2 separate regions of the Mus musculus genome follow, and region 2 is linked to region 1. A link is a loop called in an ENCODE intact Hi-C map of the cell type or tissue named here. Cell type or tissue: left cerebral cortex. All regions are shown on one strand.

Region 1 (8,000 bases):
ACCCCCAGTGACTGTGGTATTAGGTTTTTGGCCATCCAGCCAAGTTCCAGCAGACTACTAGACTGGGAAGCCAGCTAATTAGGAATATCTTCTTCCTTCTTCCTTAAGAGAAATCCCGGCTAGGCATACAGCGTCTTCCAGATATCCAGGAAGGAGATTTTTAAGAAAGTCAGTTCATGCAAATGAAACAAGAGGATTTCCTTCTTTTTGTTCCAAATCTTGGAATCTGGGGACTGTATTGTCATAAGAAAGGGCCATGACACTTTTGTTCCAAGACATTAAATAGTCACATTAACTGGGCAAGCTCACCCCTACATCCATGTGCATCTGGTAGAAACTGGGTCTTTGACATCCCCTGCTTCCCTTGGGACCTTTCTTAGGCCAAATCTCCAAGCCAATGCCATCTCTGGTATGTCCCTCCCTAATAACCTACAAGCTATGTTGAGCCTTGATAATGATCTCTGCTTTCCTCCTGTGACAACTGTCAACATTTTTTCTTCTCTGCTTCCTCTCAAGAGAAGCCACTTACTTTTAAAGAAACAGTTTCCTGCTATGTCCCAAGCTATCTCTGAACTTGCTATGTCCTAGGGTTGCAGGAGTGTCCACCTTGCCCTGCTTTGGCCCTTTAACTTCAGAGCATGCTCCAAGGTTCCATGGTACCTTACTGTTTCTTTATCTTCTTTTCCTTCAGTGCCTTAATTGAGAGCAAATCTCTCCTTGTCTCTCTGGGGGCCTGAAACACGGTTGTTATAAGGAATAATTCTCAACTGGGGAGATGAAAACAAGCATCCATTCAAGGCAGGTCTTGGCTATATACCTCGTAATTGTGTCACTTCAGGTGGATGGTTTGACATCCCTGAGCTTAACTCTTGTGTTAGAATCATATAGATGTTGCCATTAGAGGGAGACACGGTCAATGCATGTCACAGTGACTGGTACACAGCGGCGGCTGTGATTCTAACATGCCATCTTCATTTCTTTGCACGCACACAACTCGTACTATTAAAGTTAATCTTGCTCCCTATCTGCCACTCTACAAATGTGATTTATGAGCCGGCACCTGGCTCACCACATTCAATAAGTCCAATCTCACTGAATATGCTTCCAGCAGTGTTTATGATATGTCTGCTCTTTCTGATGTCTAGATACAGTGACCGAAGCAGAGATTAGGAAGGTGAACCAAGATTCCTGGAGGACACCTCTGGCACCCTTTGCCCTCACCTCTGGCACTGGTCTCTGATTATTTGTTTATCTCATAGCACCTGATCCATCAAAATGATGTCCTTGGCAGTAGCAGGATATACCTGGGTTGGGAAAGGAGGGCCATGAACTTGCTATTCGGGAGATTGTCCTGCTGGCTAAGGGCGGGGGTAGTGGGTAACAGGTAGGCTTAGGAGAACTGGACATGCTTGGTTGGACTGTACTCTCCATTTCTATGGAACCACTTGACCTCAGTCCAGGGTGGGGCAGGCCTTGCAGGATAGGAAGTGAGTTGAGGAAGAGCGGCTTATGCTGAGGCTCTCCCAGAAGGTGTCTTTCCATGGTAAACCTGCATGTTAAGAAATACTCTTCCTCTAGATGCAAGAATATGACTAAGCTATGATGGATGCAGAGCAACAGGCAATGATACGTCCATGGTCCTCTAGGTGCCCGAAGTCCAGGCAGATGAGGGAAGCTAGCAAGAACCCTGGTCCTGCCAGGCATCTGACAGTGCCTGGATGCTGACTGACAAGGACAGGACATGGAGAGATGGAGCTTGAGGCAGGGTTGGGTTTTTCCAAGTATAGGATACAGTCACATGATATGGAGGGAAGAGATGGAAGAGTCAGGACCATACTGAAAACTAAAATTTGGGCCATATGTATAGAAGGGAGAGGGGAAGTAGGGATGGTATGGAAGAGAAATCACACCGTAACTATGAAAGCCAGCCCCTGGAAGGTGTGGATGTAACCCACAGGATGCTGGGGGTGTCTTGGAGAAGCAAAAACAAACCAACAAATCAAACTAGGGTTACAGGTCTGGGTTCAAGTCCTGACAAGTGGGAACTGGCCACTCATTTGTGACTAAGTCACTGAACTCTCAACTCCCTGTTTCCCATCCTTGGAACCGGGGTCATAGTATCGTCCATGAGATTCCATGGAGCAAGTCAAGAATTGAGTTTGTAATACTGGGATTCACCATATTGCAGCCATGGGATCTGACTAGGCATGGCTTTCTTGACTTGCCTCTGGCCTAGCTCTGCTTTGGAAACAGATTTTTTTTTTGGACAAGAAAATGTCATGGTAACATCTGGTTCTTTTCCTGATGTTTTATAAGGCAAATAGTCCTTTCCAAGTGAACAACTCGGGTTTCAATGGTAAACTGAGGCACAGAGAACCTTCTAGGCTTGACTGGGTCTTAGATTACATCATATGTGAGTGCTCCATCTGCAAACTTGGGGGTCTGTGGCTGAATATACACGAGGAGCATGTGGGCCCCGCTGGGGACAAGATCTTGACCCAGCAAAGGAAGTCCAGGGAGGAGAGTGGCTGGAATGCCAATCCTCATTGTCCATAAGCAACCCAAGATCTCCTGATATTGGCCATCCAGGATCTTTGGTCTCCACCATGGTAATTGACTCTGGCACCCATCACTGCCTTAGCCTGCCCCTCGTTGAGACTCAGGCTGGTGAGCTGCTTGCACCCCACTGTAGAGGACCATTTGGAGGGTTTGAAGAGGTGTTGGTATGTGTCGTGGGTCTTTGTCTCTTCTGTCTTGGGATCCTCTTTCTCTCCTTAATGGCTGAGTGCTTGAAGCAAGCCTGAGTCAGTCTCCACCATTCCAGAACTTCTTTGCTGGGCCTGACTTAGCATCCTTCTTCTAAGGGACCCTTTAATTTGGAGTCTTGTCCACCCCATCCCCGTCCGTCCCTCCCTCCATCCCTCTTTCCCTCCCCCCACTCTTTCTTGTACTTGCTTGTGTACATACTGTGTCCCACCATCCTTCCCATAGCTCTCTAGCTCCTTCTCCCAATCTCTTGTCTAATCTCACCCCACTGTGATCCCCAGCACTCCGCCTGCAGGATGGGAGCTGGGAGGCGGTGACTAATGTGCTCGGAGGTGAGTCATCTGCTAAATATAAAACCCACTCACATCCCTGGATGCAAAAATCCTGAGACTCCGCATCCTTCTCCATCCTCCCTCCCTCCTGAGGGCGGGGCAGGAGGAGTTTTACTCTGCACAGAAAACAAGTAAACACCACCACCACCACCACCACCACCACCACCACGAAGCTGCAGTGGTACCAGCATCTTCCCTGTGTCCTTCAGCTCTGTCCTGTCAGGGCAGCCGATGTCCCTGGTCTATGTAGGTACTCTGGGGAGGAGGAGTAAGAGAGAGCCTTGACTCCTGAACCACTGAGCAGTTAAAGAGGCAGGCATTTCTTTACGATCCCCCTCTTCTCAGCTTCTGCCCTTTTGTGTCAAGAAGCTCAAACTGTCCCTTGTCCTCAAAGGTACTCAGCCTCCAAACACAGGCATGCGTGGCAGACTAGGGCACACGCCCACATGCAGGATTGAAATGCAGGGTTTGCATATAGGGGGCCAGGACAAGTAACACCTACTTCTTACATACAGTTGGATTCTTTCTAGGGCTCATAGCTAGTGTCTTCAGCTTCAGGTTCTTCTGTATGGACAGACATCACACACACACACACACACACACACACACACACCTCCATATATGTATGGTATCTTTGACTTTATCATGAACACATATATGCAACATCCTCTATGTATTTAGTATTTGATATTGCCTTTGTGTCCGGTGGTCTTTTCACCATTTTGCTGGAATGTTCTTATACTCCTTTGCGATGCAGCCCCTCAGTGTTCTCGCTTTACAGATGTGGAGCCCAAAGTTATGCAGTTATGCAAGAGCTAAGACAGCTGTCCCAAAGGGCAATGCCAGGACTGACTGAACCTATGTGCCTCGCCTACAGGCTAAGCTAGTGCTTTTCAGACTTCTGTGAAACCAACAGATGCTAACAAAGATATCTGTGTCTCAGCGTGTGTGTCCACATGTGCTTACATATAAAACACAGCTTGAAGGAGTAGCACTAACCCTGACCACCTTCAAATTTCATCTCTCCTATGAATCCCATGCTATGCGAATCTACCCTACTCTTCCAAAGCTAATCTCTTTCTGATTTCGCTTTAACAGTGCCAGTGCCCTTCAAGTTTGTTCTGTGCCCCTCTGAGCCCATGAAAACCATTGTGACATCAGAGCGTGATCACGGCTTCAGTGGATGGTGTGAGTGCCGAGTCCTGCTCCTAAGAGAACAGATTTCCTCTGTGGCTTTAGACAAGTGTCTTGACTTCTCTGGGCTTTGTCTTCATAGAACCTGTTTGCCATGGGGTCTTACAGGATAGCTGGAGGCCCAGATCCTCCCAGACTTAGATAAGGTGGCCTCCTCAAGTGTGATTTGGCACTCACACGGTGTGCATGGGATGCAGGGAAAACCCAACAGATGGCCTGGCAGTGTCCACTCTGGCTCCAGGGTGCACTTCTCCCTGCAGCCCAGGGCATGAGGATGACCCCGTTTCCAGCCTGGGGGGCATTTGATCTGATTGAAGCTCACATTTTCTCACGTAAAACATCCCTTTCATTCCTTTCCTCGTCCTATTTTTCTGCTTCTCATACTTAATCCCTTTTGGATTTGGGAAAGACCAAGACAAGACCCCTTTGATTGAGCTTAAGAGTTTATATGCGCAGAGAGACGCAGAGATGGAGTCATGGATCAGAATCATCTCTCCAAATGGACAGCACCTGTGTTCCGATCTCTGCTGGGTCACTGAGAGGCTGTGTGAGTGGAGAGCCGACATCTGCCCTGCCTGGGCATGGTCAGACAGGCGGCACCTGGACGGGTCTCATCCTGAATACACCTTCTAGGAAATGAGAGGATACAACTGAGACAGGAAGGAGAGGACTAGCGTCAGGGAGAACCTCCCAACGAAGGGCCTAAGAGTTCGGGAGGGTAGGAAATACTGTGTTTTTAATAATTCAGGGAGCCTGCCAGTCTTCAAAACCTGGCCACGCTTACTTGGTCATTGCCTCCCAACCTTCTGCAGTGGCTTGTCTGGGAGGGGGTTGGTTGTGGGAGATCTGCCAACAACAACAACAAAGAACTGTCATAGCAGGACACCCAGGGGCATTGCCTGGTGTTACCAATGAGATTCAGAGGAGGTTTGGCTTGCTTGGATCTCACAGAGAATCAGAGCCTCGGAACTATCATGCTTGCTATGTCCACGATCCTAAAGGTCAGGCCAGCTCTGACCCTAGGGACAGTCTGGGAGTGTATCCCAGCCCTCTACCTCTCTGACATGGAATGAGCCAGTGGAAGGATGGTTCCTCTCTCCCAACCTCCCATCATCCCAGGTCAGCCCTGGCCAGGTAAATGGCCAGGGCTCCTGTACGTAGTAGTCAGCTTCTTGTGTCTGTAACGAAACAGCCGAGGAAGGCTAACTTTATAAAGAAGAGAAGTTTATTTGACTCCCAGTTTTAGAGCTTTCAAAATCTGAAAAGCATGACACAGGCTCTGGTGAAGAGCGCATGGCAGATGGCGGGAGTATGAGGGGGAGGAAGGATCGCACCTCAGACAGAGTGCGATGGAGCTGGGCTTTTATAACAACCTTCCCACAACAACTAACCAGAGACCCACGAGAAACTTCTCAGTGCTTCTAAGGAAGGCACATCAGCATGGACCTGGAGGTCCTCTGCTAGAAACAGCCCCATTTTTGCATGTGTGCATTATGTGGCCTGTGTGCCTACATGTTTGCACGTATGCGAGTGAACACATGGATAATATGCATGCATGTGCAGGCCAGAGGGGATGCTGGGTATATCTTCCTTGATGGACCCCTATCTTATGTATTAAGGCAAGGTTTCTCACTTGAACCCAAAGCTTGCCCATACACATAGTCTAGATAGCCGGTCCTCTTCAGGGACGCCCCCCATCTGCCTCCAGAGTGCTGGGATTATTTACCCAGTGTCTCTGTGGGTGCTTAGGGTTTGGACTGTGATGCTCATGCTTGCTCAAAAGCACTTGTCCTATAGAGCTGTCTCTCTAGCCCCTAGATTCCTACCTCTCGGTGATGGTTTGTATGTGTTTGGCCCAGGGAGTGGCACTATTTGGAGGTGTGGCCTTGTTGGAATAGGTGTATCATTGTAGGCATGGGCTTTAATACCCTAGTCCTAGCTGCCCGGAAGCCAGTCTCCTCATATGAAGCCAGCCTTCAGATGAAGATGTAGAACTCTCAGCTCTGCTTGCACCATGCCTGCCTGGATGCTGCCGTGTTCTTGTCTTGATGATTATGGGCTGAACCTGTAAGCCAGCCACAGTTCAGTGCTGTTCTTATAAGAGTTGCCTTGGTCATGGTGTCTATTTACAACAGTAAACCTCTAAGACACTGTTAAAGGTGCCCCAGTCCTTCTCAACCCTGCCACCCTGCAGACCAAAGTCCCACCACACAATTCCCTGGACATCAAGTAACAGGTCTCCGCGCCTGTTTCTCTAAAGCACAGCTTCCCTTAGAGGGAGGCTTTGCAGATCAGCATCCCCTGGTCTCTGGTAGGGATGACGACAGAACTGTCAGGCTGGCGACCTTTGCCCTCCACTCTTATCTGGAAGAAAGGAAGTCCTGAGGGTGTCTTGGTATGCCGAGGCATGTAGGATGAGATTTTTTTTTTCCTTGTGCCTAGGTGCCTCCCCCTCCCCCTCGCACCCCATCAGAAATCACTTGGAACCTAATTTTGTAACTGAATTCACACTCTGAGAAAGCCTTTGAGGAGTCATCTTGCTTCCTCTACTCTGAGAAAACCCAGCCCCAGCTGATGACCAGACCCTCTGAAGACACAGAACACCGTGCTATCCGAGAGCCACAGTGGACTCTGGGGACCTCCTTTTTTCCTCTATCCCTGAGGCAGAGGCTATTGCCATCTTTGTCAGGGACAGGGGAGGGATGTCCCTGAGTTCTCCTTGCAGAAAGGAAAGGAGTGCCATGGACCGTCACACTGCAGCAAGCAAGGCCTGCATTTCTAGAGGCTTCAGAGAGCTCATTTTGAGAAAGGAGCAGGCATGCCTCTGTTTTCATCACCCAGATGACAAGGATTGGACACCTTTGATGTCCACTCCACCCCACCCCACACTCTTTCAAAATGCATTTGCTCACAATGTCAGGCCAGTGTTTCAGGAGAGAGGTGGGCACCTCAGTGCTCCTGCCCATCTGACCCATGGTAATGGCACACAGACATACTGCCTGCTCTCCCACCCTGTCCCTTCCTTTCTGTTCTGCAGAACCTATGTATGGACTTCTCATTATTTCAAGCAAGAGAACCTTGTGGAAACTTCCAGTGCCACAGAGGCGGGAGCATGAGCTTGCAAAGCCTTCTCTGCAGTCGCTGCCGCAGGGACAGCTCTGTTGGCCCAAGCTCAGGTCAGAACAGGCACCAGGGATGGAGAAGCTAGGTTCCCTGAGGGAGAAAGGCCAGTCAGTGCAGAGGAAATGGCTCTGTGGCAGGATAGAGTGGCCTTGCTCAGTGGGAGCCCCTAACCATATGACTAGGTACCTATTACCACTCTATCATCTGGGAACAAAAGCTGCTCCTGACTCTAGAGGCAGCGACCAAGAAGTGAGGGCTCTCTGGGTCTGTGACAAATTATGTCATTGTCCTTGACCTAACAGTGAAGTCACCTACCTCTCAGCCACTAAGTGGCAGAAACGTGCCTGACTAGGCCCTCCATTCTCAGGACATCTGACCTCTCTGCCACTTTGACCTTCACGAGAGCCCAGCTGCCTGCACTCACCCAGGCTATCTGCCGAGGTCCCTGTCCTTGGCCTCTGCTGAGCCCTGCCCCCTTCCACATCTGAATGAGCTAGGGTCTGAGGGATACCGCGCTGGAAGAGAGACCAGCCTGAAGCTTTTCCCTTTAGGTCTGAGTTAGTCCTCCCAAACCCTTGAAAGGGA
Region 2 (8,000 bases), 75 kb before region 1:
TTCCCTTTTCCTTCCCTTCCCTTTTCCTTCCTTCCTTCCTTCCTTCCTTCCTTCCTTCCTTCCTTCCTTCCTTCCCTGGGCTCCTGGTATTAGAGTATCCTGGAGTACAAGAAGCAAGTGCATTTCCTGTCTTTCCATGCTCAGGCTCAAGCTCAAGGATTGTCTCTGAGGATCATCTACTTCTGAGGTTCCCAACTGAAGTTTTCCCTAATAATGGTTGGAGACTACTTGGGTTGTGGCAACTGGGGGTAGGTTGCTACTGGTATCTTGCAGGAGAGGAATGCTGAACACTATAAAATCTTCCACAACAGAAAAGCTTCCAGCCCAAATGCCATCTTTGTTGATGAGAAACTCACTGTACCTAGCCCCACCTCTCTCCCATTGTACCTAGTCCCGCCTCTACAACCCATGTATGTTCAACATACATATTTCACTGTCATTTCAAACTTAACACTCTCTAAACAAGCTTTGATTCCCTAGCCTCAGTGAAGGTCCCCATGAAACATTACCAGGGACAGGGACTAAGTGCTAAAGAGTTAGTAGATGCTGTTATCCCAGGTCGTGAGAATATGTGAGTAGGGATCAGAAACAAAGACACAAATGACCAAGTTGGCCATAGCCTCAGGAACACAGACACAGCCTGTCCCTGGGCCATGTGGCTGGTTGGCCCTCAGAAGGCAGAAGGTAGAGCAGTTCACTACAGCTGCATCCTAGCTTGCATCCCTTATGCTCCCACTGCTTCATGGAGATAATATTTTATTTCCAGGTGGCGGTCTGGCTCTCTGGGGCCTTTTTGTAGTTTATGGGAAACCGGCTCCACTCATTGCTGTGTAGCAACCACAGGAAGTAAAATGGGGCTGTGTGCAGAGCTGGTTCTTCCAGTAGCCTCTCCAGTGGAGGTGGGAAGGTAAGGACAATGTGACCAGGTAATAGCAGCGGCTTCACATTCAGACGGGAGAGACATTGTCTCAGATTCTACTCTAGCACATGGTGTTAGCACCTGCCCAATCATGGCGGCATGAAGCCCAGGGGACATTATTGAAACCCTTCTCTCTTTATATTCCATCCCCATTCCCTCTGAAAAAGCCAAGTTCAAGATTTTCTGAGCCTGCTCTTCTTCCATTCATCTGAGCTGTGCTTATGATGAGGGGCCCTGTCAGCCCCCTGCCTGCCAACGGTGATTGTAAATCTTTTAAAACCCCAAAGCAGGGTTGGTGTGATGGCTCTGTGGTTAAAGGTGCTTTCCACCAGACCTGATTCGGGGATCCAGTTATACACTGTCCTCTGACCTCCACACATGCACCACAGTTTATGTGTGTGGCCCCCATGCATGAAACAGACACACAGATAAAAAAATAAAATAATTTCAAAGTTAAAACCAAACAAAACACAGCAGGATGCTTCCTGCCTGTAACCCCAGTACTAGGGAGGTTTAAACAGGAGAGTTACTGTGTTTTTAGGGCCAGCCTGGGCTTCAGTGTAAAACCATTTCAAACAACAAGGAAATTGAATAAGCAAACAACACTCTCCCCATTAAAGACAACCATTTTATGTTGATGCATGTCCTTTGATGCCTTCTGTTGCCCTCTTCCTCCCAGCCTAAGGGGTCCCATGGTCCACCTGCCATGACCTTCCTTGTTATTTCTTCCTGTTCACAATGACCTTTTGGTTGCGTTAAGACTTGCATGTTTGTTCATAAACTATTTGTCTTTTATCCATTGGTCTGTGTTTCAGGTTGCCGATTCCCATGAGCCCTCTGCAGAGAGGTCTTTCCCATCTGGAAGCCCATCCTAGTACTGGACACACATTCTGGGTTTATTTCTTTACTCTGTGCCTCCCATTGAATGTGAGCTCCCTAAGATGTGGAACTGTATGTCACTGGTCACCCAGCGCTAGGACAAGGCTGGTCCAAAGCTAAGCAGAACAAACTTTTGTTGAATGTTTAAGGGCCTTCTGACCCCTAGCAACTGAGGACTCATGTGAAAAACGCCGAATCCTCATCTCAACAACTTTTTGTCCAGTTCCTCGGAGGTTCAAAGTCCCGCTTTAATCACATTAGCCACTTGGGAGGATCCAGTAATCCTGTTACTTACAACTCTGAATTTTTGAATTGGGAGGCTATGTAATCTGAAACACTTTTCTTAGGCAATCTCCTTATAATAAGGGATGAATCAGGACAAGGACGTGCACAGGAAACAAGAATTCAGGATCAGGAAGGAGGAAGTGGAAGACGGGGCGGGGGCAGTAAAACGGAGCAGGGAAGATGAAGTGAAGCTCTGGGACAAGGCAAGGAAATGTTGATGCAGTAGGTTCACTGTGAGATTTTTTAGCTGCAGCGACTACCGAACCATCATGCCTGACATTTCTTGGCAGAGCCTCGCATTTATTATTATTTTTCCACCAATGGAGCATCAGTGCAGAAGAGGAGCGGGGGCGGGGGGTAAGGAGTTTCTGGGATGAGGGACCAGTGTGCACTGGGTGGAGTTTAAGGTGGGAAGAAGTACTGTGCAATAGAACTCGCTGTTCATGGAAGAAAAGGCAGGGTTAGGAATCCGGAGGAGAGGAGCGAACAAACACTTATTTTTTTTTTTCCCCCTGAAAGGAATGCTGGGGTCTGAATCTGGAGGAGGAATTTAACTAGCTGTATCCCTGGGATCCTTCTAGAGGCCCCTGCCTTACTAGCCACAATAGAGCCAGGAGGATGTGATCATTGACTTTGATTAAAGAGGTTGGTGGTGTGGGCGGCAGGCGCCGCGAGCCGCGGTGGTGCGAAGGGGCGGTACCAAGGCCGTGCCAAGAACCAATCAGCGATGACTCTGGATTCTTGGGGGCTCCTCAGAGGCTCCGCAGCGGTGGAAGGACTGGAGCTGCTGGCTGCCTCCTCCGGTGCAGCCTGTATCCAGGTGCAGCGGCACTGGGGACGCGGTGCATATCCCTTGCTCAGACTGCCACTGTGACCCTTGCGCGAATATGTCCGGAGCCTAGAAAGTGGTCCTGAGCGGCAGAGGGCCACTGGGTGGGTGGGTGAGTGGGGAGGTTCGGAAGGCAGGACTGAGGGTAGGAAGCGAATTGGGCGACTTGCTTCTCACGTTTGTCCCAATTAGCACCAAGTTGGCAGACAATCCACAAATCCACGACACCTTTGCTTGTCCGCCCCCGCCGCCTCCCTTCCCCCTCCCGTCAAATTCTCTGCATTTCAGAATATTCTGACTGTAAGAAAACTTCAGCTCCCCCTCCTCGGTTCAAGTGAAACAGACACTTGGCACCACCTTCTCCCAGTAACACTGTGTGGATGAATCCCGGAGATCCTCAACTGCAGCGCTTACCAAACTGCACCCTTTGGAGTGTGGCTGGCGTGGGGTTGGGGGGCTAGGGTGGGCTGAGCAGAGAGGCCTCTGGGGGAGAGGCGGGGTGGCGCGGAGGAGCGAGATGCAGGAGCAAGATCGCCTGTGTGACTGCATCTAAAGCAGACTGGTCCAAGGAGTTCTGCCAGGGACACCACCGCCTGCATTGCGTCGGACCTGACCATCTCCAATGTGAAATTCCCGGGGAAGGTCGCTCGCAGCGGAGGGCCGTGCGTGGGAGGGGCTGCCGGCCGCCGGGAAAGAGGAGTTGGTGGTGGGCTTTTCGGGGGGGGGGGCGGAAGAAAAGCTGTGCAGGCAAGGATGGGAACTGAATGACAACCCCCCTCTGCCAAACCACCCCCTCATATTTTCCATCTACCTCCTCGCTCCTGCCCTCCCCCGCCCTCCCCAACCCACGCCCGGGTGGGCCAATCGCTGCTCCGCATTCCAGGCGCTTTCTCAGGTTTCTGCTGATCTTGCAGCGCCCAGAAATGGACCGAGCGAACCTGCGGCCGCACGCTCCCTGCCCCACTCGGAGCTGCTGAAGGCTCGCGGCGCGCCGCGGAGAGAGGTCCGTGCTGTGGTAGCGCAGGTTACCGGAGAGCCATGTAGAGCCAGGCTTTGAGCCGCCCGCCTCCCTCGGGATCGAATCAAGGGCTCCCGTAGTGTTCAGAGGGGGGCGAGAGTGCAGCTTATCGCCATTTGCTTGGGTGATTCCGGAGAAGGTGGCCTTTTTGTCTTTCCACCCCGCATCCTCCGGGACTCCCTTCCCCAGAGAGAGGACAGCGTCTCCAGGTTGCTTGCACCGTGTGAGGATGGGGGTAGGGTACGGACGTTTCCTCCGTAGCTGCTCGATAAAACGATCGGACTCCTGAGAGGAGAAGGACGGGAAACGCGAGGGGCCCCGGAGCCTCTCGCACGCTGCTGCGGTGGTGGCGGCTGCTCGTTCCGGCTGCTGCAAAGGCGACCTGCCGCATTCAGACTCTCCGCCGACTCAGCACAGCCTCTGCGCCAAGCCGGCCCGCCAGGTAGGAAGCTCTCTAGTTCGGGGCTGCAGAATCGGAGGTTGGGGGTGAAGGGTGGGGGAGGCTGAGGGTGCGGGGTTGCTCTCCGGGACCCGCAGCTCCTTCAGTATCTCTAAGCGCTTTTCCGATCTCCAGTTTTACGAAGTTGTAAACAGATCGGCTGTTGGGCGTTGGGAAAAGTGGGATGGAAGATTTCCAAACTTGGATTTCTGGGTGTCTGTTGTGTGTCTGTCTGTGAGTATGTGTTAACCCCAGTAAACGTCCGATGTGTTTTACAAAAGCTAGTAGTCTGTGCTCTTCGGTGTCTATAGGCTCGTCCCATCAGAATGCTTCTGATTTTCTACCCTCGTATCACTTTTTATTTCTCTGCAGCGTCCATCGATCGCCCCGGTGGGAGCTTAGAAGGCGGCAGGCGAAGAGGGGTAGGAGGGGGGGAGAGCCAAGGAGCAGCAAAGTGGGTGACAGGCCTGGGGAGCTGCTGAGTTGGCACTGCACCGTGTCCTAGAAGGGCTGCAGGAGGGGAGGGGAGCCGGGGCGAGCCCCGGAAGCGATGGCAGGTGTGCATTAAGGTGATCAGAGCAGGAAGAAAAACCCATTCACCAACACAAAAACAGAGCACCCCCCCCCAAAAAATACCCCAAGAGTAGCAAAAAAGCTTCACTGGGGGCCCTCAGGCGAGAGGGGTTTCCAAATTGCGTAAAAGGCAGAGTGGAGGAGGGGAGGTGATAACTAGCAAAGTTGCAGACTTCTGAACCTTCTGGCTCTGAAGCCCCTCCCTGTGAGCGTGGGGAAGACTCACTTTCCGGTGGGGGGGGCCGCTTGGGTCCCCCCCACCCCTACTCCCTCGCTCCTTCACAACCCGGGCTCTCTCCTGGCCTCCTACCCCTGCACCCTGCTTTCATCATGACGGTGATGTCGGGGGAGAATGCGGACGAGGCTTCGACCGCTCCAGGTCACCCCCAGGATGGCAGCTACCCGAGGCAGGCGGACCACGACGACCACGAATGCTGCGAGCGCGTAGTAATCAACATCTCCGGGCTGCGCTTCGAAACGCAGCTCAAGACTCTGGCACAGTTCCCCAACACGCTGCTGGGCAACCCGAAGAAACGCATGCGCTACTTTGACCCCCTGAGGAACGAGTACTTCTTTGACCGCAACCGGCCCAGCTTCGATGCCATCCTTTATTACTACCAGTCCGGGGGCCGCCTGCGCAGGCCGGTCAACGTGCCCCTGGACATGTTCTCCGAGGAGATTAAATTTTACGAGTTGGGCGAGGAAGCCATGGAGAAGTTCCGGGAAGATGAGGGCTTCATCAAGGAAGAGGAGCGCCCCCTACCCGAGAAGGAGTACCAGCGCCAGGTGTGGCTGCTCTTTGAGTATCCGGAGAGCTCAGGACCTGCCCGGGTTATTGCCATTGTGTCGGTCATGGTCATCCTCATCTCCATAGTCATCTTTTGCCTGGAGACTCTCCCTGAGCTGAAGGACGACAAGGACTTCACGGGCACCATCCACCGCATCGACAACACCACAGTCATCTATACTTCCAACATCTTCACAGACCCTTTCTTCATTGTGGAAACCTTGTGTATCATCTGGTTCTCTTTTGAGCTGGTGGTGCGCTTCTTCGCCTGCCCCAGCAAGACAGACTTCTTTAAGAACATCATGAACTTCATCGACATTGTGGCCATCATCCCTTATTTCATTACCCTGGGCACGGAGATAGCTGAGCAGGAGGGAAATCAGAAGGGCGAGCAGGCCACTTCCCTGGCCATCCTCAGGGTCATCCGCTTGGTAAGGGTGTTCAGAATCTTCAAACTCTCCCGCCACTCCAAGGGCCTTCAGATCCTGGGCCAGACCCTCAAAGCTAGTATGAGGGAGTTAGGGCTGCTCATCTTTTTCCTCTTCATTGGGGTCATACTGTTTTCTAGCGCAGTGTACTTTGCGGAGGCGGAAGAAGCTGAGTCGCACTTCTCCAGTATCCCCGATGCTTTCTGGTGGGCGGTGGTGTCCATGACCACTGTGGGATACGGTGACATGTACCCTGTGACAATTGGAGGCAAGATCGTGGGCTCCTTGTGTGCCATCGCTGGTGTGCTGACAATTGCCCTGCCCGTACCTGTCATTGTGTCCAATTTCAACTATTTCTACCACCGAGAAACTGAGGGGGAAGAGCAGGCTCAGTTGCTCCATGTTAGTTCTCCTAACTTAGCCTCTGACAGTGACCTCAGCCGCCGCAGCTCCTCTACTATCAGCAAGTCTGAGTACATGGAGATCGAAGAGGATATGAACAATAGCATAGCCCATTACAGACAGGCTAATATCAGAACTGGTAACTGCACCACAGCTGATCAAAACTGCGTTAATAAGAGCAAGCTCCTGACCGATGTTTAAAAAGCAACAGGCAAGCCAACAAAAGCCCCAAACAAACCCCTTGGCGACTCCTGTCCCGCTCTGTAGATACTTTACTAAGCAGTAGTCTTTGAATGCTTTATTTTGCTGGCAATGCATTGTTGCATTGTGAATTTGGGGAGTGGCGAACCTGAAGCTTTCAAGATCCATTAAAAAAAAAAAAAACCAAACACAAAGCAAAAAATAAAAACAAAAACACAAAAATGACCCAACAACCAACTATTTTCATTTTTATTAAAAAGAAAAGAAAGAGGATTTTCTTATAAATGCTCTCCATTAAGTAGTCTGTGTGAAATAAGACGATTTCCTTGTCCTGAAGTATTTCCAATCTTTTGGCTTAAGGTTTTGTTTTCGTTTTTTTATTTATTTATTTTTGTTTTGTTTTGTTTTTTCCCCTAAAAATCAGATGACCACTTAGGAATATAAAAATTCAAATCTGCATGGAACTCCACTCTAAACTTTTGCAAACCGCACAGCACATTTCAGATAGTGTGCTCTGTGGAACAGTTTCTAACAGCTTCAGTGGTCAGTGTGGGGGGGGGCAATGCTTTTATTTTGATCAACTGAATTGCATACAAGGTTAACAAAATCTGGACTAATTGAGAATGGTTCAGAAAGCACCTTGCAAATCTGATACTGGGCCCAATCTGTTGGGATTCTCTATCTGCCCCATTCTCCTAAATCCAGTCTATTCTCTAAGAAAAGGGTAACTTGATTAAATGAGTTGATTCATCTGTAGGGCTGCTAAGTTCTATCAACTGCAGATGATCCAAATGTAGTTTTTTTTAACCAATCCTGACCCCTGACCCCTGACCTTCAGAAGTGGATGTAAAACCTTACCCTCCTTATTGCAAGAGCACAAGAGTTAAATGGTAAGCATGTTTGAATCTGATAACATTTATTTTATAATCGCATGCCGAGAAAGTTAACCCAGACAATAGGGAATAAGCTTACGTTGAAATTGACTCTTCTAAATATAGGCCCTTTTCATTTGCATTCACCAAAAGTGCACTCCTTCATTTATTAACTCTTTTCTTAGCAACTAAAGTACTGTATTTAAGTACATACATTAGATGGGGACAATCCCTTTTCGGAGCTCAAAGCATGTTCTCTTAGTCAGCATTATGGCCTATTTGATTAAGATATACCTTGAATTAATTAATGCATGATTTCAGTGATAAAAATTAGAAAATACTAAAAATTACAAGTCTGTGGGACGAAA

Evidence for each region. Hi-C counts contacts between places; a loop is a spot of excess contacts. Peaks named below come from ENCODE experiments on the same cell type or tissue, not always from the same donor. Only the 100,000 strongest peaks of a DNase experiment are listed, where the experiment ranks them.
Region 2: a loop joins it to region 1, with 8 times the contacts of the local background. A loop is called at or near these places in 6 of 42 quality-filtered maps.

Annotation. Positions count from the first base shown.
Region 1 is chr6:126,565,141-126,573,140 of GRCm38, reverse strand. Gm33449 (a long non-coding RNA gene) reads left to right here. Exons shown (of 2, transcript XR_378038.3): 2 at 1-8,000. Among named protein-coding and RNA genes, the nearest start is that of Gm33320, 11 kb to the right of the region's middle. In left cerebral cortex, no CTCF peak of the experiment used is centred here; DNase peaks (open chromatin) are centred at 3,103 and 5,614; H3K27ac peaks cover 3,462 bases.
Region 2 is chr6:126,640,628-126,648,627 of GRCm38, reverse strand. It overlaps Kcna1 (potassium voltage-gated channel, shaker-related subfamily, member 1), which reads left to right and starts at 2,827. Exons shown (of 2, transcript NM_010595.3): 1 at 2,827-4,372; 2 at 4,742-8,000. The coding sequence starts at 5,273. The coding sequence ends at 6,760. In left cerebral cortex, a CTCF peak has its summit at 5,695; DNase peaks (open chromatin) are centred at 4,231, 4,548, 5,495, 5,648 and 4 more places; H3K4me3 peaks cover 5,320 bases; H3K27ac peaks cover 3,915 bases.